Regions from separate parts of the Mus musculus genome. Here all the other regions are linked to region 5. A link is a loop called in an ENCODE intact Hi-C map of the cell type or tissue named here. Cell type or tissue: heart. All regions are shown on one strand. Region 1 overlaps Shb (src homology 2 domain-containing transforming protein B). Region 2 holds the start of Slc25a51 (solute carrier family 25, member 51). Region 3 overlaps Gm46852 (a long non-coding RNA gene). Region 4 overlaps Shb (src homology 2 domain-containing transforming protein B). Region 5 overlaps Shb (src homology 2 domain-containing transforming protein B). Region 6 overlaps Shb (src homology 2 domain-containing transforming protein B).

Region 1 (4,000 bases), 92 kb before region 5:
TAAATCTCTAGCTCTCTGCTCCCTAATGGAATTGATTTCTGCCTTGATACACAACAAAGCCTCCATTTTATTATTTGGCCAGGGTTTGGCCACATTAATTATGGTGTTCCCCCCCCCCACCCATGGCTGCAAGTAATTAGTTTCAGTTGCTCACTATCAGAACTGACTGGCTGCCTGTTAGAACTGCCATTCCCACAAAGAGTCAACCCTGGAGGGTGTTTTGGATTTGGAACCATTCAGGACAGAAAAGATTACCTCCACAGGCTGAAAAATGGGAACTCAGAAGGGGCATGCTGCTCTGTGGGGACAGAACACACTAGAGGCCCACATCACAGTCTAGGCCTGAGTGCCAGTCAGAACTCATGCACCATCCAGCTTGTAATCACGGTCGCTGGCACCATTCCACCTCCCTCGGAGGACACAGCCTTTTCAAGTTGGTTCCCAACACCAGTGACCAGGTACTGCACAAGACTCCAAGGTACACGGTGGGCGCGTCCCCTCATGGAAGGTTATGTCTGGTACACTGCTTGCTTTTTGGCCAGCCGAGATGTGGTGATTGTGCAAAGGATGCAGGGTTATGAGTGCCGGCGGCCGGCACGGCTACAGATGAATAACCCCGACCCTCCTGAGCCGCTGATCTTGAAAGCCAAAGTGGGGGTGACCCAGGGAACTGCTCCCACTGGGCAGGAACGCCAACTTTCCTGTTTTTTTCCTTTCAAATCTGTTATGGTTTCAGTCTGAAATTTGTCTCTCCCACAGGCGCGTGTTTTGAACACTTGTTCCCCAGCTGTGTTGGGATGCTATGAAAACCTTGTGTGTTTGGGGGAGGGGGCTGAGCTGGAGAGGGGGGGTCACTGGGAGTCAGTCTTTGAAGACTGCACCCACCTTGGTTCTACCTGGCTCTGTTTCCTAACCCTCAATGATGTGAGCACCTGGGTCACCCCCACTCCACACTTCCCCGCCATCACACATGAGCGGCTCTGCTCTCTGCCGGGGACTGAAACCACAGAGACAAAATAGCCATCTGTCCCTACAGTTGTTTCTTTCTGACACTGTGGTCACAGTGACAGGAAGGCTAACACAAACTCTGTATATCCCATAAGGCCCTGTCCACATGCCATCACCTGGAGGAAGTCCCCTAACACCCCACCAGAATCCTTCTCTTCTGTCTGCTTGTTTGCATCTGGGCTAAGAACGTGGCATGAACCCCACACTTGGAGGCCATCAGCCACATGTGGATTTTCAAAAGGAAAACTTTCAAAAGGGGTGGGGGAAAAAGATACTTTATTTAAAGCATTGTTAATAAGTCAGCTTTGCCAAACCCAACTCAGTCCTACAGTCCTCCTGGGTGAAGTAATCTTAGAGATAAACGGGGGAAAGCCCAAGCCTGATTAAAAGTGGCAAGGGCCTTCTCAGGGTTGCAGGTGTGGCGGGAGGTCTGGCTGCTAGGGGGAGGGGCTACCTGGACATGAGCAGGTTTGAGGGGAAGTGCCAGGATGTGCATGCATGCCTGGGACCCCCACCTCCCTCACAGCCAAAGCCAAATGGAGCTTTTACAGCTTTGAGCTATGGCAGCAAAGGGCTATAAAACCTGCTGCATGATTTTTATAATTCTGCCTCAAATACCAAGAGCGTTTATGAGGAAAACAAGAGAAGGAAACACAGTGCTGGTGAGGCTCAGAAGGGTCATAACCTTGCAGACTATGGAGGTGGGACAAGACGATGACAGGCTGCTGGCAGAGTCTCTGTCACCTCCTGACTCTGCTCCAGCTGACAGGGGCCTAGGGAACAGTTAAACCCTGTCTATAACCTGGGGTCTTACTGTATGCAACGGTGGCTCTGGGCTCCACTAGAAGCTTCAATTATGGCTGATGGGATTTGTTGTGGGAGCTCTGAACTGTTTACACGGTCTAACTCCCCTATACACCCCTGGCTGAAGCCAGCACCCAGGCTGCGTGACCCCCTGCATCTCTGCAGCATCTCCACGTCACAGATGAGCACAATTCCATAAAGTTCCCATGCCCTTATGCAAAGGTGGGATGCCTGATCTTCTGGCTCCAAGGCTCCTCTTTCTCATGCAGGCAACATTCTGCAGCTGTCCTCATGGCTTCTCGCCCTATAACATCCCAGGGGATGTCCCTGAAGGCCCTGAACAACCATTTCCTGGATGGCTCTGGCAAAATTTCATTAAATACATTATGTTAACAAACTGGTATGAGGGTGATTAGAAAGAAATGTTCTGGTTTGGAGAGATCAGCCAGCCTCCAAAGGGAAGTGTCCAGGACATGGAATCTTCCTGGTGACGAATGGGCAGTTGGAATGCCTCCCCTGGTGGCTGAGCCACACAGGCAGATGAAGCAGGCTGATAGGAGATAATTAAAAGCCTGCTGGAAATGTAATCAGGGTGGGTCAGATGCTGGAGAGGACTTGGGAGGAACAAAGGGAGGATGGAGCAGGCTGGGAGGAGACAACCATCACCTCCTAGCACAAATCTTGCGGACGGACGGATGGACGGACGGACGGACGGACGGACGGGCAGTTCGAGGCAGAATCGGCATAGCACACACCGCCTCGGGGTCTGCATAACTGGAGGGAAGTGGGGAGCCGTGTGTCTGTATGTGTGTGGGGAGCATTTTCAAAGCCAACTGTACCTGATCCCCTAGCTGCTCAGAAACTTGGCCACAGCCCTCAACTTTACCCTTCCTTCCCCTGTTTGTCACCCATCCACCACCTGTCCTTGTCCTTCCCTGAGTTGGTACAGCTGCCTCCCTCCTGACCTAGCATATATCCACCGGCAGAAGAGCTATGCAGGCACTCCACCCCTGTGAGCTTCCTTGAGCCTCTGTCTGCTACCAGACACCGCCAGTTTCCAAGACACACCTCCACATTTAGTTGAAGTGAATAACTGTGTGTGTGTGTGTGTGTGTGTGTGTGTGTGTGTGTGTGTGTGTAGAACAGAGATTGGGGTCAGGCAGAATGCTTCGCCTGCCCCTGGTTACACAGCCTAGCAGAGCAGGTTCCTAGCTAAGCTTGGCTTCCCCCACTGTAAAGGGGGAAGGAGGGTTGCATTTCCCTGATGGTGCTGAGACTGGACTCAGAGGAGGAAGCAGAACCCTACCCCCACCCCATCCTAAGCCAGCCATGGGTTAAGAGCCGGACAGAGGAGCCCTGTTTTCAGGCCCCACCTTAGGTCCCAGACCCTTTATGTTTTCAGGCTTTGACATGTTACAACTGCCTGGAAAAGCTGCCAGAGGATGCCTGACCTGGGTCCTGCCAGGAACATCTGGAGCAGTCCTGGTAAGGAAGGGGGGTCTTCTGCTCAGATGGACCCCACAGGGCAGAAAGAATGTCAGGATGCATTAAAATCTGAGCTTCACTCGCAGCTGTGGCGTCACATGACCTCTGCTAGCTGCAAGAATGAAAGCTTTCTGGTGGCACTGTCACAGAGGGAGAGCTACACTTTAGGTGCCCACCCCCTTTCTAGTGTTCCCCTTGTCCCACCTCATGGTGGGGTTTCAGTAATCCAGAGCTATTCAGCTGGACACGTCCCACCTGCTTTGCTGGGGAATGCAACCTGAGGTCTGTCTGAATCCCCTCCCAAAGGGAAAGCCAGGACTGCTACGTCCATCTACCCAAGGGTAGTGCAGGATGTGAAACCACTGCTCTGAACCAGCCTGCACCTTTTCTACCTACCACACGACCCAATTGTTGATGTACAGGCTCTGGGGTCTGGAAGGTGGCTGGCTGCAGGTGGAGGGCAGTGGCAGGCAAATGTCTGCTGGCTTGGCAGGCACATTTCCCGCATCCTTCCATTCTGGAGGACAGCTGCACACTTCAGACTCAGCATTCTCCCCCAACCCCCCATAGAAGAGCGCTAGGGTCCCTTTGCCTAAAGCTGCACTTCTTAATTACCTGCTTCCTTTAACCTTCCAGAGGGAGAGAACACACAGCACACTGAGCAGAACATTATCTTTTCCTTTAGCGGTCCTGAAAGGACAGG
Region 2 (4,000 bases), 120 kb before region 5:
AACCCATTATCTTAGCTTCTATCTGACAAAGGAGACTAGAGTCAATTCTTGTCAGAAGTGTCATGTCGCCCTAAGAAACGCTAAGGGTGACGACTCTGGTTTCTCATGTGCCCTGGATCCGAGTCTTCAAATCCTTTCAAAGCAAAGGCGCCGGAGATCCATTTTGGTACGGTAACTCCACACACAATTCATTCTGCTCAATAGACAACAGGTAAAAACTGACAACCAGAAGGTGGGCACTAGGACCAGCTGGGCAGCCTGTAGGGGCCAAGACAAAGGTTAAGCTAAAAGTCGTAAACATGGCCGAGGCGCTGCCATCCTCTACCTAAGCTAGCTACAACAATCCGCACAGAAGGGAACAATTGACGCCCGCCCACCCACCCGCCCGCCTTAGACTCTTTCCTGCGTGATGAAACATGGTGCCTCGGAACGAGCATTCTCCAGGCTTCCATCTGCCCACTCGGGGAGGACGGAGAGGCGCTGGGCGGAATGGCCAGCACCACCGGATACCACGGGCCGCCGCGATCCCGCGGGTGGCAGACAAAGGGAACCACGGGCCACCGCGATCCCCCGGGGCCTGCATCTCCCGAGCTGTGGGCGCCTCCCTGCCGGAGCGCGCCGCAGCACCACAGGGCCCTCGGCCGGAGCCGGGCCGCAGCTGCCGGGACCCGGACGCGTGGAGAGCGCAGGACCTGGAGCTCGGCAGCCCGCGACCCTGCTTCAAGCCTCCCTTCTCTCTGGCCCGAAGCTAGGGCAGCACAGCGGCCTCCGCTCCCCACCGCACCCCACCCAGGACTCACCCACGGCCCGGGGCGCAAGCCCGCAGGACGGCTGGCGAGCGAGCCCGCGCCCGCGCAGGCGCAGACTGGTCCGACCCAGGCAGGGGCGGGGCGGGGCGGGGCGGGACGTCGTCGAGCCACGTGACCAGGGCCCTGCCTCGCTCAGGGTCTGGGTAGCGCTATAGCTGCCTTGTACTGCGTCCGGTCCGGTACTGACTCTTGTCGCACCTTTTGCCAGGCTGTGGGGGTGCCGCTAGTCTCCCCGCCCCCCTGACTTAAGCTGAAGTTATACGGTGGCCTCGTTGTTCCACAAAACAGCAAGCGCGTCATTTAGCGTGTAGTCTGTTGAGATCCAGGGCTGTAGATAGCGCGTGCGTGGAGGCGCGAAAGCTTCTGATGAGGCGATCTCAAAGCTTGGTGGAGAGCTCTTTGTCACCGCACTTCACAGGACACCTGAGTTGTACATGAGGTCATACAGCTAGCCTCTTTTTCCTTAGATGCACACACAGTTTGTGGAGTCTTGGAAGGAGAACCCTGCTGTGAGTTAGGAGAGCCGGGTCAGAATTATAGCCGTGACATCCCTTGAGTGACTTTTGGCAAGTTATTCGTCTCTTCCATGAGTGGGTTCCTCCATGTTGTGACATTTGAACAATGGTTCTGATTTGCAGAACCACAGGCGATAAATGTCAGTGGACAGAAAGGACAAAGTCAGCCTTCGTGGGCAGGCTCTTCAGCAGACTCCTGAATGTGCGACCAGCTTGCCTCTTAGGACTGGGATTATCTCACCATTACACACCGTTCCAGGTGGGTGACCCAGCCTGCTTAGTGTTTACAGGTTTCTGAAGCTGTCGGAAACCACGCCTCCTAGGCCACGCCTTCTAGCGTCAGCAAACGGGAGTGTCAATCTTGGTATTTCAAAGCCTCCTTTAAGGAAGTTTGCCTAGAGATCCAGTCAATGAGTTCCTAAGAGGAAAAAAAATTACAAAACATTTCTTTTTTAAAAGAAAATAGATTTATTCTACTGTTAGCACATGTGTATAAGTACCCAGAGAGGCCAGAATAGGGCTTCAGATTTCTTGATCCTGGAATTATTAAAGGCTGTGAACTGTCCCATGTGGGTGCCAGACTCAAGAAGAGTATATGTTCTTTTCTTTTTCTTTTTCTTTTTCTTTTTCTTTTTTTTTCCAGAGCTGAGGACCGAACCCAGGGCCTTGTGCTTGCTAGGCAAGCGCTCTACCACTGAGCTAAGTCCCCAGCCCCTTTTTTTGTTTGTTTGTTTGTTTGGTTTGGTTATTTTCGAGACAGAGTTTCTCTGTATAGCCCTGGCTGTCCTGGAACTCACTCTGTAGACCAGGCTGGCCTCGAACTCAGAAATCCACCTGCCTCTGCCTCCCGAGTGCTGAGATTAAAGGTGTGCGCCACCAACGGCCCGGCACAGTGTATGTTCTTAACTGAGTGACCAAGCAACCTCTCCAGCACCCAACCCTCAAGTCTTAAAATAAGTTCCTGATTTTGGGTTGGGCCACACTGCTAGTGTCCTCTGCCACACGTACAGTCATGGCTCCCTGAGGAGGTGCCAGCTGTGCAGCAGGTACCTCCAAGGGAGGTCAGAGTCTGATGGACCCAAAGCCTACAAAAGCAGAAGTATGAGAGGCTTTCCCCTTGAGAAGGTGTGGGAACAAAAAAACGGGGCCCGGGGGAAGTGGGAAAAGGGAAAAAAGGCCCACACCCCGCCAGAGTTTCCCTATCCTATGACCACCGGGGTTCAGACCTCAGCTCGACTGGAGACCAGCCTGTCTGTGCAGAGCCCAGTGCCCCACAATAAGGAACCAGGGACAGATTCATGGGGTAAGAGGTGTTTGAACTGGGCCTCAGGGTGATCTGATGGAATATGGGCCAGAGAAGGAAGTCACCTCAACAGTGGGAGGGAATAAGACAGTAAATGCCAGATAGTGGGCCTGTTAGTGCAAACCTCCCTCCCCTGTCATAAGCACAAGGGACAGGTTTTTGGATCTCATGGTTTAGAACAACCAGGCAACAATTGGGGAAAGGGCATTTACCTCAAAATTATGTTTGCCTTGGCTTCTGTGAATTTCTATTCAAATGTATTATTCAAAAAGCAAAGAAACCAGGCAGGTATCCAGTGTGTTCATAAGCATAAATAATTAATTTCAGATTAGAATGGAAAGGTTATTCTCCTGTGTGTGTGTAGGGGGGGGACATAAAGGGAAAGATTGGAATTAAACATACAGTTAGGGATGTAACCGACGCAGAAGAGTGTCCCTCCCTCCTCACCAGAACACTCGTGTCTGGATGGAGCCAGTGCGGTCCTGTCATGCTGCAGGCCACAGTGCAGGCCTCTAGCTTCTTCTCAGAAGCTTCCAGGGACTTTACTCACTGTTCTTGAAGATCTGTAAAGATGAAAGCCACCTGTTTTTAAATCTAGAATTCATCATCAGGATAGCTTTCCATATCCAGCCCCATTCATTATCCGTCTATCTTTTGTTGGTATCCTAAAACTGTTCTACCTCCACAGGGGCCTCGGACAGCGTCCTCTAACCCAGGTGTGTTTGTGTCATTGCTCAGCTTTGGGACCTTCCCAGGCAACCCATTTCTTAACTTGGCACACAGGACAGTCCACGGTCGGGCTCCTCTGCCTTGCTGTGACCTTCTCCCTAGCTAACCTTCTGAAATGCAGTCCTGGGCGACTGCTCATGTTTTGCAAATCCTTGTGTTCTATAAACCTTGTCCTTGTCACCATCAAAGTTTCACCCAACATGGTAGCCTGGCAAGGTCCTATTGCCTCTTCCACCTAAGGCTTTCCCTGGTCACCTTGGGCAAAAGTGACTCCTCTTGCTGCCTCTTCCCAGACACAGAGAGGTCAGAATGTTACGGTTGCCCAAAAAAGGTGTCTCTTTCCCACAAACAAATCCCAAGAACAGAACGTTCTGACTCATTCTTGGCTCTTCAGCTTAAAAGTTTGGCTCCAAAGGAAGCATAGGTGTTTGCCAATAAGCTGGAGGTGGTGGCACACTCCCTTAGCACTTGGGAGGCAGAGGCAGGCAGATCTCTGTAAGTAAGTTCACGTTCCAGGACTCTGCCAGGGCTATACAGGAAAACCCTGTCTCAAAGAGAAGGAGGAGGAAGAGGAGGAAGAGGAAGAGAAGGAGAAGGAGGAAGAAGAAGAGGATTGACAAAATAAAGCAGAATAAAATGCTGTT
Region 3 (4,000 bases), 110 kb before region 5:
GTCCCCACACTCATAGTTTTGAAAGTCTCTGTGTCTTGTAGACCTTCTAGCCATTGAGGTTACATGGCTGCCATGACCTGGCTGATGAGGACATCCCTGCGTGTGTAACACTCCTGATAACCCTGTGGAATCTCTGACTGGCTCACATAGCTGCAGAGGCAGAGTGTGAGCTAGGGGTGCTGTGTCCCCCCTCCCTCTCCCCCCCCCGAGAATCAAGGCTCTTCTCTTCCCTCCTCTGCTTCTGTACCCATGAGGGCACAGCTCTTCTGAGTGTCTCCAGGTCTCCCAGCCCCGGCTCACACTGCCACTGGGCAGAGGAGCTACTGCCAGATGGAAGTCAAATGCAAAGGCACACGGAGCCAGCCGGCGGCAGCCAAAGGGATGGATCTGGTTCACCTAGTACCTTCCTGTACTGAGCACTGTATGCTACCAATGCCTTAGCTGGGGACAATTAGTCACCCCCACAACCTAAGCCCAGGCCTCTCCCACTCAGCACCCGCTGGAACTTTAGTTCTCTGTTGGGCGGGAACTGCTAAGCCTGTTGTCTCACTTTGTAAGCAAACCTGAGTTTTTAAGGAAAAGGTCTTCAGCTTCAGATGTAACCAGGAAGCTTTTGTTTAGGGGCGTTTTCAAATATTCAGTGGAAAGCCAACTGCTTCCCAGGAGGACAGAGGCACCTGCAGATGGGTCCACTCTCTCACCATAATGCCCTTCTGTAGATGGGTCCACTCTCTCACCCATAATGCCCTCTGTACACTTCTCTTGGAACAACAACAACAACACAACACAACCAACCAAAACCAGAAAAACAAAACAAAACAAAAAACCAAGCAGAAAATTTCTGAATGAAGATATTTCCTCACAGGGCTGGCTATATAAAAACTTCAATATAAGTTAAATAAATTAAAACAGTTTATCACAAGCCGATGGGAAAAAAAGCCTGTGCCTTCAGGGATTTAATAACAGAAAGAAAAAGGACAGGGCCCTCTTAAGTGGAAAGTGAAGGGATGAAGCCTGTGGTGGTTTGTATACACTTGGCCCAGGGAGTGCCACTCTTAGGAGGTATGGTCTTGTTGGAGTAGGTGTGTCACTGTGGGCATGGGCTTCAGACCCTCATCCTAGCTGCCTGGAAGTCAGTCCCCCACTAAGCAGCCTTCAGATGAAGATGTAGAAATCTCAGCCCTTCCTGCACCATGCCTGCCTGGATGCTGCCATGCTCACACCTTGATAATGGACTGAACCTCTGAACCTGTAAGCTAGCCCCAATTAAATGTTGTCCTTGTAAGAGTTGACTTGGTCATGGTGTCTGTTCACGGCAGTAAATCCTAAGACAAAGCCACAAGTGCAGAAGGGCTCCATTTTGCTTCAAGTAAAACTACTATACTTGTGCCTGGAAGACAGGGGCGCTTCTTCAGGACAGGAAACTGCATCACTGACAGTAATTGTTGTCTTCTTTACATTTTTCTGAAATACGAATGTAGTTTGTTGAGAACATTTGAGTTTTATAATCAGAAGATTGAGAACTTGGGGGAAGTGCCACACGAGGATGCTATGAGCTGAGCTGTTTCTCAGGCTGCTTGCTCTCTCCCACCAGCCCTGTTTCCCCTCGGCCTTGCTCTCCCCAACTCAACCCTGCTCTTCCCCCTCAGCCCTGTTTCCCCTCAGCCTTGCTCTCCCCAACTCAACCCTGCTCTTCCTCCTCAGCCCTGTTTCCCCTCAGCCCTGCTCTCCCCCATCCCGATCCTCCTCCCCCCTGATCCTCCCCCTCAGCCCTGCTCTCCCCATCTCAACCCTGCTCCCTCAGCCCTGCTTTCCCCACCTCAACCCTGCTCCCTCAGACAGACCTGTTTCCCCTCAGCCCTGCTCTCCCACCTCAGTCTTGCACTCTCCCCTGATCCTCTCCCTCACCCCTGCTCTCCCCACTCAGACCTGCTCTCCCCCCATCCTCCCACTTCCCCTGCCCTCCCCCTTACCCCTGCTGTACCCCCTCAGTCCTGCTTTTTTCCTCAACTAGTGAATCTTCACAGCTTTGTGAGGGTGCACTAAGGACTGGGAGCTGCAGTGAGAGGCAGGCAGTATCTCAGCTCCACTCAGGAATTCCTGTACCTGGGTTGCCTGCCGACCTCCCTCCTGTAAGAGCCACTTCAGATCCTCTTCCTGTCTCTCCAGCTAGATCACCCGTCACCCACCTCTTCACCCTGGCAGCCACTCACTCATCTGTTCGCCCCCCCCCCCCCCATCTCTTCCTCCCAGGGGTTTAGTTTTACCTCCATTTTGCTTTTTCTGAGGCTTGACTGTAATGCAGACAAAAGGCACACGAGGGCACCAGAGCCATGCTGGTAATGGCCACCCGGTTAGCCTTCTTTGGAAACTGTCCTCCAAAGCAGAGGAATGGGAGGGGGGGGGGATGGAGGGGGGATGGCAAGCCTGAGGGGTTCCCACTCAAGAGGGAGACAGTGAGGGGAAAAAAATCCAAACCAACCAACCAGCCGCCACCACCACCAACAAAACAGCTCACAAACTCAGATGACTCCGTCAGTCCCACCCCAGCGTCCGAGAATGGCAATGGCCAAAGCGATTCTCTAAGCTCCTGGCACAAGGATCCTAGAGGATCCACTTGCCCTGAGGCTTTGGCAAGCCTCTGTCTCTCTGGTCCTCTAGCTCCCTCCACCCATTGCTTCTGTGAGGAAGACGTGCCTTTCCCTCCTCAGCTGGCCCCACCCACAGATCTGCATCTGTTTTATGCTCCATGTTTGTTACACACACACACACACACACACACACACACACAATTTGTTTGTATATCTATGTATACACATACATACAAACAACTCCCCCAGAGGCTGTAACACACACAAATATGTACACATACACATACAAACACAAACAAACAAAAACTCCTCCAGATAAGAACAGTGAGGTAGTGAGGTGAAGTACTTTCCTTCCTCTTAGGACATCTGGTTGCACATCAGTAGCACTTGGGTCTTGGCTAAGCCCAAGAACATTTTCTGTCTCTAGGTCCTTGTGCTAGGATTTGCCCTTTCCAGACCAGCATTTCCTCTGTGTGCGCATGCGTGCATGCCTGGGGCCTACCATTGTGCGGAGGGAGAATGAGTCCTAGGGAGGTCTGTTTTGGGAGGAGGCAAGGTTACACCCTTGAGTAGGAAAAGCAGGTGGGTTCTCCCCCGGGAGGTGAGGGCCCCTGTCACACTAGGGCCCTCAGTGCTGCTCTGTATGTGATGGAGGGGCTTTATTGCTTCAGAAAGATTCTAGGCTGCAGAATGATGCTAGCATGACCATAGTGTCAGGGCAACCGATGGAGTGGCTCAGCAGCAGACCACTTGTCTAGCATGCTCAAAGCCCTGGGTTCCATCCCAGCAATGCAGGCTCCTGTGCCTGTGTGCACGCGCGCGGGCACACACACACACACACACACACACACACACATACACACACACACACACACACACACACACACACCAGCATCCCTAGCACTTCATAATATCAACCTTCCATGGAGGAAATGGCCCTTCCTTTTGTCATGGCCTGGTAATTTACTTCCAACAAAGCCCCAAGAGACCAGGAAACAGCACTGCAGTGCCCTGTCCAAGTCTCCTGTTGGTTCTCACACCTGATACCTCTACCTGGAACAGCCACACCCCTCTAAAGTCCCTTGTGAACTCTTGCTTCTTCTCCAGGGCCCACCATGCCCTGACTGTTGTAAACAGACCCAGTCACCCATGTGTCCCTGCCTCCACACCCCTGCTATGACCTGTACTGTGTCCAGTTATTTCTTGTTTATTTTTCCCACCCAGGAAACCCCCCAAGTCCAGAGGTGGGGTTCACTCACCTCAATATCCACCAGAGAGCACTCAATGGATGTCAGCTGAGTCCATTTTTTTCCATTTAAGAAGCACATAAGGGACCCAGCTGCCTCATCTAGAGGGAGCTAGGGTCCTTCTCTCCTGAAACTGTCCCTTTGAGGGATGGCATAGCTCAG
Region 4 (4,000 bases), 55 kb before region 5:
AGGCATTTTAAAGACCAAGCCATCTCCCTGCCCCTGTACTATACGTTGTAGTCCAGGCTGGCCGACATGATGCTTCTCTTTACCTGTCACCTTGACATAACAGAGAAAAGCCTGGAAGAAAGAGAGTTTCAGTGAGGGATCGTCCACACTGGGTTTGTGCATAGGGAACTGTTTTAAGTAAGTTAATTGACGTGGGAAATCCCAGCCCACTGTTGGTGGCACCATTCCTTAGGCAGGGTTTCCTGCAATGTGAGTGTGGAGAAATTACTGAGCAAATGCAGGAGGGCAAGCCAACAAGCACGCATGTGTTCACTTTTCTCTGTTCTTTATTGTAAATATAATACAATTAGCTGTTTTAAGTGCCTGTTGCCTGGTTTGCTCAGGACTGACTATAACCTATAAGTTAGGCTAAAATAAACATTTTCTACCCAAAGTTGTTTTTTGACCAGGGCATTTTATTACAGCAACACAGGGTATTTTACTTTATACAACACTCTATGCCTCAGCATCCCCAGTGCAGGGATGACAGCATATGCCAGAATCAAATGTTATGGAAACCGTAGATAGAATTAGGGCCCTGAAGCCTCGTCAATGCACACATGCACACACAGGCTCACACTCTCTAGGCCCTCCAGCAGCCACTGTATGCATTTCTAATCAGGTATGTACATCAGTGTGAGTGTTACAGACCACCCCCGGAGACAGGGTGAGGGACGGTGAAGGGACTGAGGTAGAAGCCCGAGGAGTATGCGCGACACAGTGCTCAAGATTTTCTGAAGCCACTGCCTCGTCCGTCGGGTAACCTAGTGAATAAGAAGGGTGGGGTGGGGAGAGATGCCTATTTGAGAGTGTGTGTGTATGTGTGTGTGTGTGATCACGCACGCTAAATCAAAAGAAAAGGAAAGTCAGGAAGAAAAACAAGCTATGCTAAAAATAAGGCAACACCAACACCATTGCCAGACAGAAAACATACGCTCAGCTTGAGGAGGGGGCGGATTGGGATAGAACACAGAATAGGAAGTTCCCACCTAAAAATAACTGGGTGGCTGGATGTGGACTCAACTTTGAGAAACAAGGCATTTGAGCTGTGAGCCTGAGGTGGAAGTCATGCTAGCAAAAGGGAGCACAGTACTCAGCTTCCTGATGACAGAGGACTGGGGTCAACTCTCAGTTCAGACCCCTAAACTTACAGGAACCTCACAGCATGAAGGCCTGTCTGAGGCTGAGAACTAGTGGGTGGAGGATGGGCTGAAGGACGAAGCTGGAGGGCAGGAGCCTGGCCAGCTCTACAGCAGACTGCACACAGCCCCGTCCCCTCTGGCAACTTCCTTATCTTCAGAGTGACCAAACTTAGGCCTGCTAGCCTTGTGGCTCACTCGGACACTGAATGATCCTCTTATAAACTGTTCTCTTTATGTCTGTGTTTACATGTGACTGCAGCAACACGACAACACAAGCAAGCAGAAGGCACACTGGGCACGTGGAGTGACCTCTTGGCCAGTTCACTTCTAGCTGGTGACCTTGGCAAGCCCTCTAACCTTTCTGGGCTTCCTGTAGCTTACAAGTGGATGACATCAGCAGGCCTCAGTGAGTAAGAAATAAGGTGCAAGAGGCACGGAGGCATTAGTCTCTTCTGCCCCTGCGTCCTGATTGGGTATGCACTGCTGTGGGGATCTAACCCAAGGAAGGCCTGTGTTTGCTAAGCAAGCACTCTGCTCCACCTCACCCAGCCTCCAACCTTGCATGACAGAGCAGATTCAAGTACAAATCAAACAACTACGTTTTTTCAGTGATGGACTATGGAGGCATACATATCCGTGGGTACGCTCTGGATCTGGATTCAACCCCTGGCTCTGCAATCTACCAGCTCCTGACTCGAGGGGCCTGCCCCAGCGGAGTCCTGTAGGCTCAGTTGTGGAGTGGGGAGAAAATTAATATCGACTTCATGGGGCTGTTATAAAATAAAACCAGACAAAGGATATAAAAGAGGCTTGTAAACCGTAAAGCCCCGTGCAGATGTTCCACATTAGGGAGGGATGGACACACACGGGCAGAGTCCCACAGCCTTGTTCCTAACTGACAGCTGGTACACATGACTCACACAGTCCTTTGGCTTGGTCCACATGAGAATGCATGCTATTTTATATTGGACAGAGCTTTTTTGATAAAGTCAACTTCAACCCCACAACTCGCTTTATTCCATATCTGCCTCCCCCCAAAAGGCAATTCTGTTTTGGGAAGACACAATCTGGTTCCCCAGGTTCAAAAGTTTGACAGTTCTGCCCCAAAGCAGCCCCAAAGCGAGCCCAGGAGAAAGGAGCACCTCGGCATTGCCTCTCAAACCCGCTGTCTAGAGCCAAGCCTCCCTCCCTCAGTGCTTCGTTAAGTACATCATCTGCTGGCGCTTGGCATGGTTCCCTGAGCTGGGAACTACAACCACTGATGTGCTATGACAGCTGAGTGCTGCTGCCAGACCAGCTTCCTCACCCGGCCCTGGGGGAGGATGGGGCTGGCCGGAGCCCGAGGGAAGGGCGGCAGCTGTCACGGTACAGCTGCCACCTCAGGCTCACTTCAGATTTCACTCACGTCCCCCTGACAAGGAGGCACCATGACCACAGGCCACATGACCAAAGACTCTGGCTTATCTTCCTCCTGATGCAGAGACAAAGAGGTGAGGGAAACCGCCCCCACCCCTACCCCCACCTCTGTCACCAACAACTTTTAAATTCCTGGGTGCAGAGTGCCTTTTCTCATGGATGTCTACTGCCACCAGACCGAACAGCTCAACCATCTGCCCCCTGCCCCTGACTAAGCAGCACCTCTGCTTTTCCAGAGCTCACCTCCAGCCCTGTCAGAGCTGGCTAGGCACCTGCTAGACATCCTGTGCCAAGCTTTGAGGACTGACAGAGCCTCCGAGATCTTTCTGGGGAGTCTCCTACTACCCTTCCTCCACTGGGGTAGGCTCTTGCCTAGTCTGCTTTTATCACAGACAATGTCAAATACATTAATAAAAGAAAGCATCACATGAGCAGCCGGGACGCCAAGAAAAAGGGGGGAAGGCATTTAGAAACTTCACAAACCCCTGCGAGGGGCTCACATTACAGGCTGACTGAACTGGCCAGTGCTGTGCCAATCCTACACACCCCACAGGGGTCACTGCCACCAGGGGTCCTTGAGTGTGCTCCACTCTACCTTCCAGAAGAACAGAGTGGGACAGATCATTCCAAGACCCAAATCTTCATCTCAGACAGATGCCTTTCAACATTCAGTTGGTTCCCATCCAACAGTTCCACCTAATAGGTCAAACCACTCTGGTTCCAGGGGGCTTTAATTTGCAACCAATTCCTCTTCCAGGTTCAGCAGGAAGTGCCTGCTGTTTAAAACACCCTACCCTCCTGCTGCTTGGAGACCCTAGACAAGTCAGACAACCTCAAATGGTAGCTTTGAAAAGTGTCCAAGCTGCCATGTTGTGTGCCCTACGCTAGTTAGGGGACACAGGTGGGAGCAAGGCGGGCAGCCACCTGCTGCAGCTGAGGTCTACCTGTCCACGGGGCTTGAGTGAACTTTTGAGCTCCCAGGGGACTGAGCTTCCCTTGACACCCCAAGTGAAACCTTCTGCATTTTGTAGGCTCAGCTGGGCTCCTGCTGAAGCCTGTTCATGGGGGAAACTCAGTTCCTGTGGATACTGGTCTTGAAGCTTGCCCGATTCATACATAGAGGGTCCCACTTTCCAAGCCTCAAAGCACGCAGAATCCATGATCAGACTACATGGGCCTATGTAACTGGAGGGCAGTACTTACATAAAGTGGCAGCTGGCTGAAAATAAACGTTAAGTCAGTAACCCTTGTATGTGGATCTAAAGCCCTTATCTCCAGGCCACGGGCTGGCTTCCCCAGCCCTTGAACACTGGACAGGCTCAGAGTGACAACCTCAGGGTGGTCACTGATGGACTGGCTCTAAGTCACGGTCAGCATCTGCTCCCACCCACCACCATGACCTT
Region 5 (4,000 bases):
AACTTCCTGCAGAAGCTCAGACCAAAGATTACTGCACCCTTAACCTCCACCCCCTCCCCCACTCCACTTGCTCACATGTCATCTCTGAGCACAAAGATGGAGACTAAGTTATGTTAGGGGGGAATTCGGAACAGGGAAAAGACTCTTTTTCAAGAATGACTGTAAGGGAAAAAAACATCCCATTGGAGATGTTGCAGTGGAGGAGTGGGATGTGGCCAGGTGATGTGCCCCAGGACTCACTAACCTAGGAAAAGAGATGGATAACTTACTCGTGCAAAAGAGGAAAGGGTTCAAGTGTGCAGGGCAGGAATGGGACCCCAAAGCTGAATCATGTTTGAACAGCACTGGAAGATGGCTGCACAAGCCAGCAGCAACACTGCATGCCACACGAACTCTCATTTTGGGTCTGGGATTAAAGCTGACACCGGTGCCGGTGCCAGCCAATTCTCAAAAGGCAACATCAGGAGGCTAGGCTGCCCCAGGCTAAGTGGGATTTTCCTAAAGCTATAGGTAGGGCCTGAAGACAGGTTTAGGGATGTTCAGAGCTGGATCACAGTAGGTCTGGCCTCCCAAATGCTGTCTGCTAGAAATAATGTGAAAACCAGATTGCCATCTGACTGCCAGATGGGGAGGTACTGGCCACATACTGAGCTGGCGATGGGCACCTGCAGCCTGTATCCAAAGTGGTCCTGGCCAGAAGACTGGGGAATTAGGTGGAGAAGAGCCATCATGGCAACAGGGTTGCCAAAGTGGGACCCAAGACGAGAAAGAGCAATCACCCAGACACTTATCAAAAGGCTAATTCTCAAGGCTCCCACGAGCCTTAGAGTTGGAACAGTAAGAATGTGAGAGACAGAGGATGGGAGAGATGCCGTGAAGCATTGTGGTCTAACCATGGACAGCCATCGCACTCACGGACTCAAGGCAACTATGGTCACCCACACAAGACCCGTACAAGATCAAGCCAGTCAATAACCATTCCAGCATGGGTCGGAGGTCGCTGGGGAGCTACTGGCAGCTCTTAGGGAAGCTTGGGGGAGCAGGGGTTGCAGTGGGGGGTGCAGCTGGTACTTTGCCCATGCCCATACAGGCAGCACTAATTTGACTCAGTAGGTGATTTTTTTTTAAAAAGGAGATTAAGGTAGGAACAGCAAGTGTGTGTGTGTGGGGGGGGGGTAGAGAGGGAGTGGGGAGCAAAGAGTGGGCGTGATCAAGATACATTTGCATCTATGTAGAAAGCTGTCAAAAAGTCTATAAAAACAAATGTGTGTAGGGCTTTAAGAAGTTGCAGAGGAGGGGTGAGGATGGAGGTCCTTTGGTAGAATTGCTTACTTAGCATTACAAAGCCCTGGGTTCAATCTCCAGAACTGCACAAAACTAGATGTGGTTCATACCTGTAATCCCCACTGAGAAGTGGTGACACATGCCTTTTATCCCAGCTCTCCGGAGGCAGAGGCCAACCTGGTCTACAAAATGAGTTCCAGAACATCCAGGGCTACACACACACAAAAAAAACCCTGTTTCTAAAAACAGGAAGGAAGGAAGGAAGGAAGGAAGGAAGGAAGGAAGGAAGGAAGGAAGAGGGAGGAAGGGAAAGGGGGACTGAAGCCCATCTTTGGCTACCTAGTGACTAGGGTCAGCATTGTTTTAGTCTTATCTAGAAAGTAAATAAAGCAGTGTCCAAGCCAGCCTTCCAAGCCAGCCAGCCTTCCAGGACACTCTGTCTTGCAACCACTCCCTTGCTGCCTCTCTTTCTCATGACAGAAGGAACATCTGGTAACATCCTCCCTTGTCTCCCAGAAGAGACCACTTTTAAAAGATCAAAGCTTCAACATGAGAAAGGAAAACCATCCCTGAGAGAGTGTTTCTTTAAAACTGTATCTCTTACCACCATTCAACTCAGTTTACCTTCCTTGGCCCAGGCCCTGCAGCCCCTCTCCGGTCCTGTCCAACTCTAACCTCTCCGTTCCAACCACATAAGACTTCATACCTGCAGTTCTCTAAGCACCAGACACTTCTCCAGCCATCCCCTGATCACTCCTGGCTCCAGGTCAACAATGGAAACCCCATTTAACACCAGGCCCCATCACAGGGTGCCCTCTGTCACAGCACTCAACACAGACATACCCTGCTCAGGATCCCCCTTCCAGCACCTGGAAGAGGAGAGCAAAGACCCATGGGAAATATTGTGACAATGTAGCCAAGTCTTAGGCACACTTGACATTCCAGCTACAAAGTATGATTACTATGCATCTGTAAGTCTTAACTCTAATTGGGGGGAAAAATGTTTACAACAAATTTGAAAGCCACACAAAGATTTCTGAGAGCAGGCTGAACCACAAGCAGTAAACAAGGAAAGTCTGCCCCCTGGGGGGCAGTGGTCTTGGGCAACTAGGGATGCTGAGTCAGGTGAGGTGGGCTGCAAACCTCTCTGGAAAGCTCTCTCCTCACTTTCATATGGAAAAGCTCAAAGCTCACCCAGTGAGCCCACCACATATGAAGCTGCAGGAAGCTTGACTTCCAGAAAACATCAACCACAAGCCCAATAGCTCAGCTCTTCTCAGGGACATCTCTCCTCTTGTACCCTTGGTGACTGTATGAGTCACCAGGGCTTCCAGCTCTCTGTTCTCAGTGTGGCATCTTGGATACTTGGGAAGCACAAAGAGTATGCGTTTCCAAGGTGTGTGCCCACACCGTTCCTGGGGACATAGGCTCCTTCAGGCTGCTCATACCATCCATCCTGGGCAGACAATGCAGGATGACCCCAGGGAGACCAGACAGGCAACTTTTTCAGGAGGGCATATCCTTCCTCACCTCTCCCATAAAGCAAAAAGAAGCCTTGCCAAGCACCCGCTGACAGGTAGGAAATGTCTCCCTGCTAGGCTAGCCAATCTCTATCAGTCCAGGCAAAAGTTTGAGCTTGCAAGGAGAGTGTGGGGAAGAACGCAGGCAAAGCAGGGGCCGGCCAGCCAAGCAACCCTGCCGTGAAGATCTCTCACTGGGCCTCAGATTTAATCAAAACACTGCCTCAGCGAGAAGTGGGCAGAACAAGTATTTTATGGGGGAAGGGAGGTTAACTCAGGAGTGTGAAGGGAAGGAAGAGTAGAGGGGCCTGCCTGTAATTAACTCCCTTGTTATGAAGCAGGGAACAAGATGGCCTGATAGATTCGGCAGGGGATTGCCACAAAGGCTTCTCATTCCCGAGACGGTACTACAGGGATGGAATCAGGAAAGAGAATGAAGTGGGCAGAGAAGGGTCTCTTTTTAGCAGACTGCCTGCGGAGCTGGGGAGAGCGGGTGGGAAAGGCCAGATGGGTAAATTCTCTGGGAGGACGAACCTTAACACCGGAAAAGCCTGCATGGGGGTTCCCAATATCGCTCTAGTACAAAAGGCCGCTTGGCTTCGGAAACCTGGCACGCAGAGTGGGACGTTTAGAAGCATTTACACACATACAGATATTCTGGGACAGCCAATAAGGAAATCTACGACCCGGAGATTCCCTTTCCCATTCTAGACCTCAATTCCCATCTGCATCTGGGAGGGGGACCACTACAGGGACCCCGGGGTAAACGAGAGTAAATGCTCTTTTAGGCCAGCCGCTGCTAACTTTACTGGGGGAGCCGGAAGGGCTGGCTGGGTCTGTCTTCTGGGTAGTTAGACGGGGTGCTCTCGCTCTGGCTCTGGGATCCGCAAGGGTGCGTTTGGGGAGCAGGAACCAAAGAGTCGGAGTCTAATCACCATCTGGCAAAATGAGCGCTGTAGCCTAGACCCCAGGATGCCAGAGCAAAGTTGATGCAAGGGATGGGAAACGTGGCAGTGCCTCAGTTCCCCAAGCGCACCAATAGCTTTGGAGCTTACCTTATCTTTCTGACCAGCTCCGGTCTCCTCGGCGGAGCACTTGTTGAGCAGTTTTTTGCCTCCGCAGGTCGTCGGGCTCCAGGTACGGCCGCCAGAGCACACGCCTCCCGGAGGGTCCCCCGCAGCGCTCGCGCTCTCCAC
Region 6 (4,000 bases), 75 kb before region 5:
GGTCTGTATGGCTGTAGAACTTGGCTCAGCTAATGTTGCAGGCTGCCATGAGTAGCCTTGAGCCTCCTCAAACCTAGGTTTCCCAGGCGGAGTGGGCACTGCCCTGGCAATCCTGCTTCTTCTTTCTGGCCAGCCTGCAGCCTCTGCTTATTTGTTGTCCGGCACAGGATCGAGCAGCCACTAGCAGAGGCAATGAGGTGAGGAGGAGGCAGTGTGCAGGGACAGGGGACTCTAAGCTGCCACAGATCCCTTCAGCCCCTCAGTGATAAACCAGGAGTTAGGACCAGCCTTCTCAGGAAACAGTATGGGATGCACAGGAGGGGCTGCGACAGTTATGGGTCTGTCTGTGGCTTGTTCACTGATGTCCTACTACTCTGAGAGAGACAGAAGGTGAGCCAACCTGTGCAGGCACCTTTCATGCAGGGCTCTGAATACAATGCCGGATGCCAACCTGTGCAGGCACCTTTCATGCAGGGCTCTGCATACAATGCCAGATGCCACCGAGAGCCAGGTGGGTGTCAGCATGTTGAGGAGGGGAGACTGTACACTGGTTTTGGAGGTGGGGTGGACTACCTACCCCAAGGTAGTTAGCACGTGTGCGTGACTAAAACTTCCCTTCTGCGGTGGCACACCCTCAGCTGCAGTGTTCCAAACCTGCATATACACTAAGCCACTGACTCTGAGAACCCACACCCCACAGATGCCAAGACGGAGCCCCACAGAGCAAAGGACCCTCTACTCTCCAGTGCGCCCCTCAGCCCTTCTTTTGCAAGACTCTTAGGAAATAGCCTCACACAGGTTTGCAATTGCAGGATCAAGAAGAGGCCTCTGGGGTACTTCTGCTGCCTCACAGGATGTGTGAAGACAAGAAGAGTGGGGGCTGGTGACTCTGAAAGGCTCAGAGGCAGGCCTTGAGCCTCAATGGTTCCAGAACACCAATTACATGGCTCTGCCTAGCCTGGGACGGTGAATACAGGATGGCAGTGCTCACCTCTGTCCTTTCATCTGTGACTGTGTCCCCAGAGAAAACACGGACAGCAGAGCTGAGTGCTGACCGCAGAAGACCTATGGAGCACCGAGGGTTCCACACCTGAGAGTGGCCATCTTTTCCACCACAGCTTATTCCCTAGCTGAGAACTATGGCGCTAGAACCAGGGTCTCCTCAGGCGTAGTCAAGGTCGGCACACATCTCCTTACAGGGCAACAGATATCAGAGCCCACAGCAGTAACAACAGCCACCACCTACCATTTAGTGCCTAGTGCCACCCTCAACCTGCAGGTGAGAAGACACAGACAATATGTCACTGTCAGCAAACGGCAGCTTTGAATCCAGACCCATGGCCCCAGCACCTGATTCCTTCCAGGGGCTCACCTGTCACCTGTTACTGGGAATCGCTCAAGGCTGAGGCCCTCTGTGATCTGTAACCTTTTCACCTGCAGACACCCACGAGCCTCCCAGAGCCTGGAGAAAGTGATTACTCCTCCATCTGCTGGTCCTAAGAGCAGGCTCTGCACTGGAGGAAGCGCCCGCCCACTGTGTGTGTCCATGCACTGCCCACTGCAGACAATGAGGAAGGGAGAGACAAGCCAGTGCTGGCCACAAACACAGCTCTCACAAGGCTCAGGGCAGTGGCTTCCTCCACAGACAGGAAGGACACACTTTCAGTTTCTTAGAGGGAATTCAGACATAGGCAGGAAGGGAGGAGGTCTGGCCACTGGCCACACGAAAGTAACCTCCCACTGAGGACTCCTTTGGCCTCATGTGGCCAGGAGACAGATGTCCAACACACAAGAGGACAGATGTGAGCACCAAGTACCTGCTGCCACACGGCCACTGGCAGAGCCTAGCCTGGAAGAGAGCGTGGGTGGGACTTGTGTGGCCAGGCCTGACTCAGTAACTACAAACTTCCCAGCACTCACTGGGCACCAGGCTTGAAGCTGGGTAAGGCCCCATCTGTGCACAGGGCAGGCGGAGCTTTGACCTCATGCGGCTTACAGTCTCCATCCCCATGGAGATCTCTGACCTGCCGAGCCGAAGGGCAAAGCCACTCACTGAATTCCACACAGGAAAAGAAGACGTTTGCAGAGACCCTTCTAACAGCACGTAATGGAGCTGGTGCTTTCGGTTTCTTAAGACTAATAAATGAACTCATTAATATGTCAGACAGAAAAACCAACCAGAGAAACCTGTCCCTCAATAATATCTAGCCAAAGGAGAGAGAGGTCCCTACAGCTCTAACCCTGCCCCCACACTTCCTTTGGTAGACCTGCATGTTAAACATTAATTACGGCTGTTACTCATTACACAGCAAAGAGCTTCCCCTACAAACACAATTGTTAATTTCCTCACAGGCCCAAGGCATTCTGGGAGGCCATGAAGGAGACAGGAGGCATTCTGGAACTCTAGAGAGCCTGTTGTGAGGCAGCACAGGGCTGGAGTGTGGAGAGCGCTGTGGCCAGGTTTGAGACTCCCTGTGGGACCCTCTGCAGACTCTGGGTCCCCAAGGAGGCACAAGGAGCAGGAAGTGTGAGCCATGCCCAGAGCACACAGCACCAGGGTACTAACTTCAAGGTATCTGCAGCTGTGGGGGCAATGACCAGACCAATGCTAAGGCCAAAGAGCAAATGGAGCAATTGCTTCCACCTCAGGGATCTCCCAAGCTACCCTGTACCAGGTTCAAATGAGGCCAATGCAACGGTGGTGGGTGGTGAAGATACTGTTCATTCAGATGGGCCCAAGTTCACTGCTATGGGACTGCAGGTGAGCTGCTGACTGTCTGAGTTTCAGTACGTTCATTTATGTTACCACAGTGAAACAACACCCACACGGCAGGGCTTGACAGGGTTAATTCAAACCAGGTTCGTAACCACTGCTCAATAAAAGCTGGCTTCCTGTCCATTCCTTCTTCCCCTCTTACCATACTGGGGTTCTTTTAAATAACTCAGCCAACTGAGCTGCCTCGGATGACTCTCACCTGTTAGGAAGCAGCCACACACACACAAGACATCACTTTCCCTTTGTCCTTTCAAAGGCCCTTGATAATGTAGAGGAGTCAAAACTCCAGAGGGGCTACCCACGGGGCACAGCACCAGCACCCCATGAGATTACCATGACAACGGTGCACCTGGCTGTTCTGGAACAGACTACCCACAGAATATGACAGGAGGCTCAGCCCAATCCAGGAGGCCGAGAGGGGACCGTTGTGTTAGGGGAGGTTTTCTGGAAGGGCTAACACTGGTGTCACCCGAGATGAGCTGTGACACCCTCCCTGGCTCCCTCATCCCCTCACCTGATGCACAGGATGTCATGAGTGAGTAACTGGAGGTTCTCCACGTGGAGTCCTCTAGAGAGCTGTGACTTCTCACACCTTGACACACACACAGTCAGGACTCAGGTGGCTGCCTGGTATGGTAACACCTTCTTCGGTGGCTTATTTGCAGCTCAAGTTAGGAAGACCAAACAGATCGCTTCTAACACAGGGAGAGGCAGAGGCCGCTTTCACTCAGACTGCTGGCCTGAGCCTCAGGTGGCATGCGCAGGAGTGAAGGCTGGGTAACAGAGGGGACGGGGACAGGGACAGCAGAGCTGCTTTCCAGACCTTCTGTCCCTGTTTCCCACTGCCAGGCATCATCAGGAACGAGCTTTGTAAACGAGGCCTCCAGGGCTCCGAAGCGCCTCTTCATGCAGTGCTGTTTTTTATATTAAATTAAACTTTATTTAATTTGGCAAGCCCTTCCAGAACTCCAGTAATAAACCTCACAGGCACAGCCCTTTAGGGCCCACACTGTCTTTTCATCCAGAGATCTCTGCATGAAAATCCATTGGTTTTCACTGGACTTTTCAAGAAGCCCACGCTACAAGACTTAAGAAAAATCACCACTTTTCGGATGGGAAAACTGAGGCTCGGGGAGGTGAGCAACCTGCCTGAGGTCTAAGCTGATGAGCTGGCAAGCAACAGATAAGATACACTGGCCTGAACTTTCAAAGGCAGACCAACTT

The links. Peaks named below come from ENCODE experiments on the same cell type or tissue, not always from the same donor. Only the 100,000 strongest peaks of a DNase experiment are listed, where the experiment ranks them.
Region 1: it touches region 5 in a loop (2.6-fold over the local background); 19 of 42 quality-filtered maps call a loop at or near these places.
Region 2: it touches region 5 in a loop (3-fold over the local background); 17 of 42 quality-filtered maps call a loop at or near these places.
Region 3: it touches region 5 in a loop (5-fold over the local background); 29 of 42 quality-filtered maps call a loop at or near these places.
Region 4: it touches region 5 in a loop (6-fold over the local background); 13 of 42 quality-filtered maps call a loop at or near these places.
Region 6: a loop joins it to region 5, with 2.7 times the contacts of the local background. A loop is called at or near these places in 8 of 42 quality-filtered maps.

The regions. Positions count from the first base shown.
Region 1 is chr4:45,433,840-45,437,839 of GRCm38, forward strand. All of the region lies in intron 5 of Shb (src homology 2 domain-containing transforming protein B), which reads right to left. Among named protein-coding and RNA genes, the nearest start is that of Gm46852, 26 kb to the left of the region's middle. In heart, a CTCF peak has its summit at 2,329; a DNase peak (open chromatin) is centred at 2,342; H3K27ac peaks cover 2,193 bases.
Region 2 is chr4:45,407,895-45,411,894 of GRCm38, forward strand. It overlaps Slc25a51 (solute carrier family 25, member 51), which reads right to left and starts at 872. Exons shown (of 3, transcript NM_001009949.3): 1 at 801-872. It overlaps Gm46852 (a long non-coding RNA gene), which reads left to right and starts at 1,496. Exons shown (of 3, transcript XR_001784277.2): 1 at 1,496-1,583. In heart, a CTCF peak has its summit at 1,642; DNase peaks (open chromatin) are centred at 207, 997 and 1,617; H3K4me3 peaks cover 1,827 bases; H3K27ac peaks cover 1,664 bases.
Region 3 is chr4:45,416,172-45,420,171 of GRCm38, forward strand. The region is part of intron 2 of Gm46852 (a long non-coding RNA gene); the gene reads left to right. Among named protein-coding and RNA genes, the nearest start is that of Gm46852, 8.8 kb to the left of the region's middle. In heart, CTCF peaks have their summits at 2,320 and 3,891 (motif pointing right); DNase peaks (open chromatin) are centred at 2,230 and 2,597; H3K27ac peaks cover 951 bases.
Region 4 is chr4:45,470,825-45,474,824 of GRCm38, forward strand. The region is part of intron 2 of Shb (src homology 2 domain-containing transforming protein B); the gene reads right to left. Among named protein-coding and RNA genes, the nearest start is that of Shb, 58 kb to the right of the region's middle. In heart, no CTCF peak of the experiment used is centred here; DNase peaks (open chromatin) are centred at 1,487, 2,087, 2,437 and 3,507; H3K4me3 peaks cover 495 bases; H3K27ac peaks cover 3,924 bases.
Region 5 is chr4:45,525,703-45,529,702 of GRCm38, forward strand. Shb (src homology 2 domain-containing transforming protein B) reads right to left here. Exons shown (of 6, transcript NM_001033306.1): 1 at 3,860-4,000. Among named protein-coding and RNA genes, the nearest start is that of Shb, 3.1 kb to the right of the region's middle. In heart, a CTCF peak has its summit at 2,365 (motif pointing left); DNase peaks (open chromatin) are centred at 2,089, 2,899, 3,579, 3,689 and 1 weaker place; H3K4me3 peaks cover 2,547 bases; H3K27ac peaks cover 2,085 bases.
Region 6 is chr4:45,451,090-45,455,089 of GRCm38, forward strand. The region is part of intron 3 of Shb (src homology 2 domain-containing transforming protein B); the gene reads right to left. Among named protein-coding and RNA genes, the nearest start is that of Gm46852, 44 kb to the left of the region's middle. In heart, no CTCF peak of the experiment used is centred here; DNase peaks (open chromatin) are centred at 1,652 and 2,478; H3K27ac peaks cover 1,526 bases.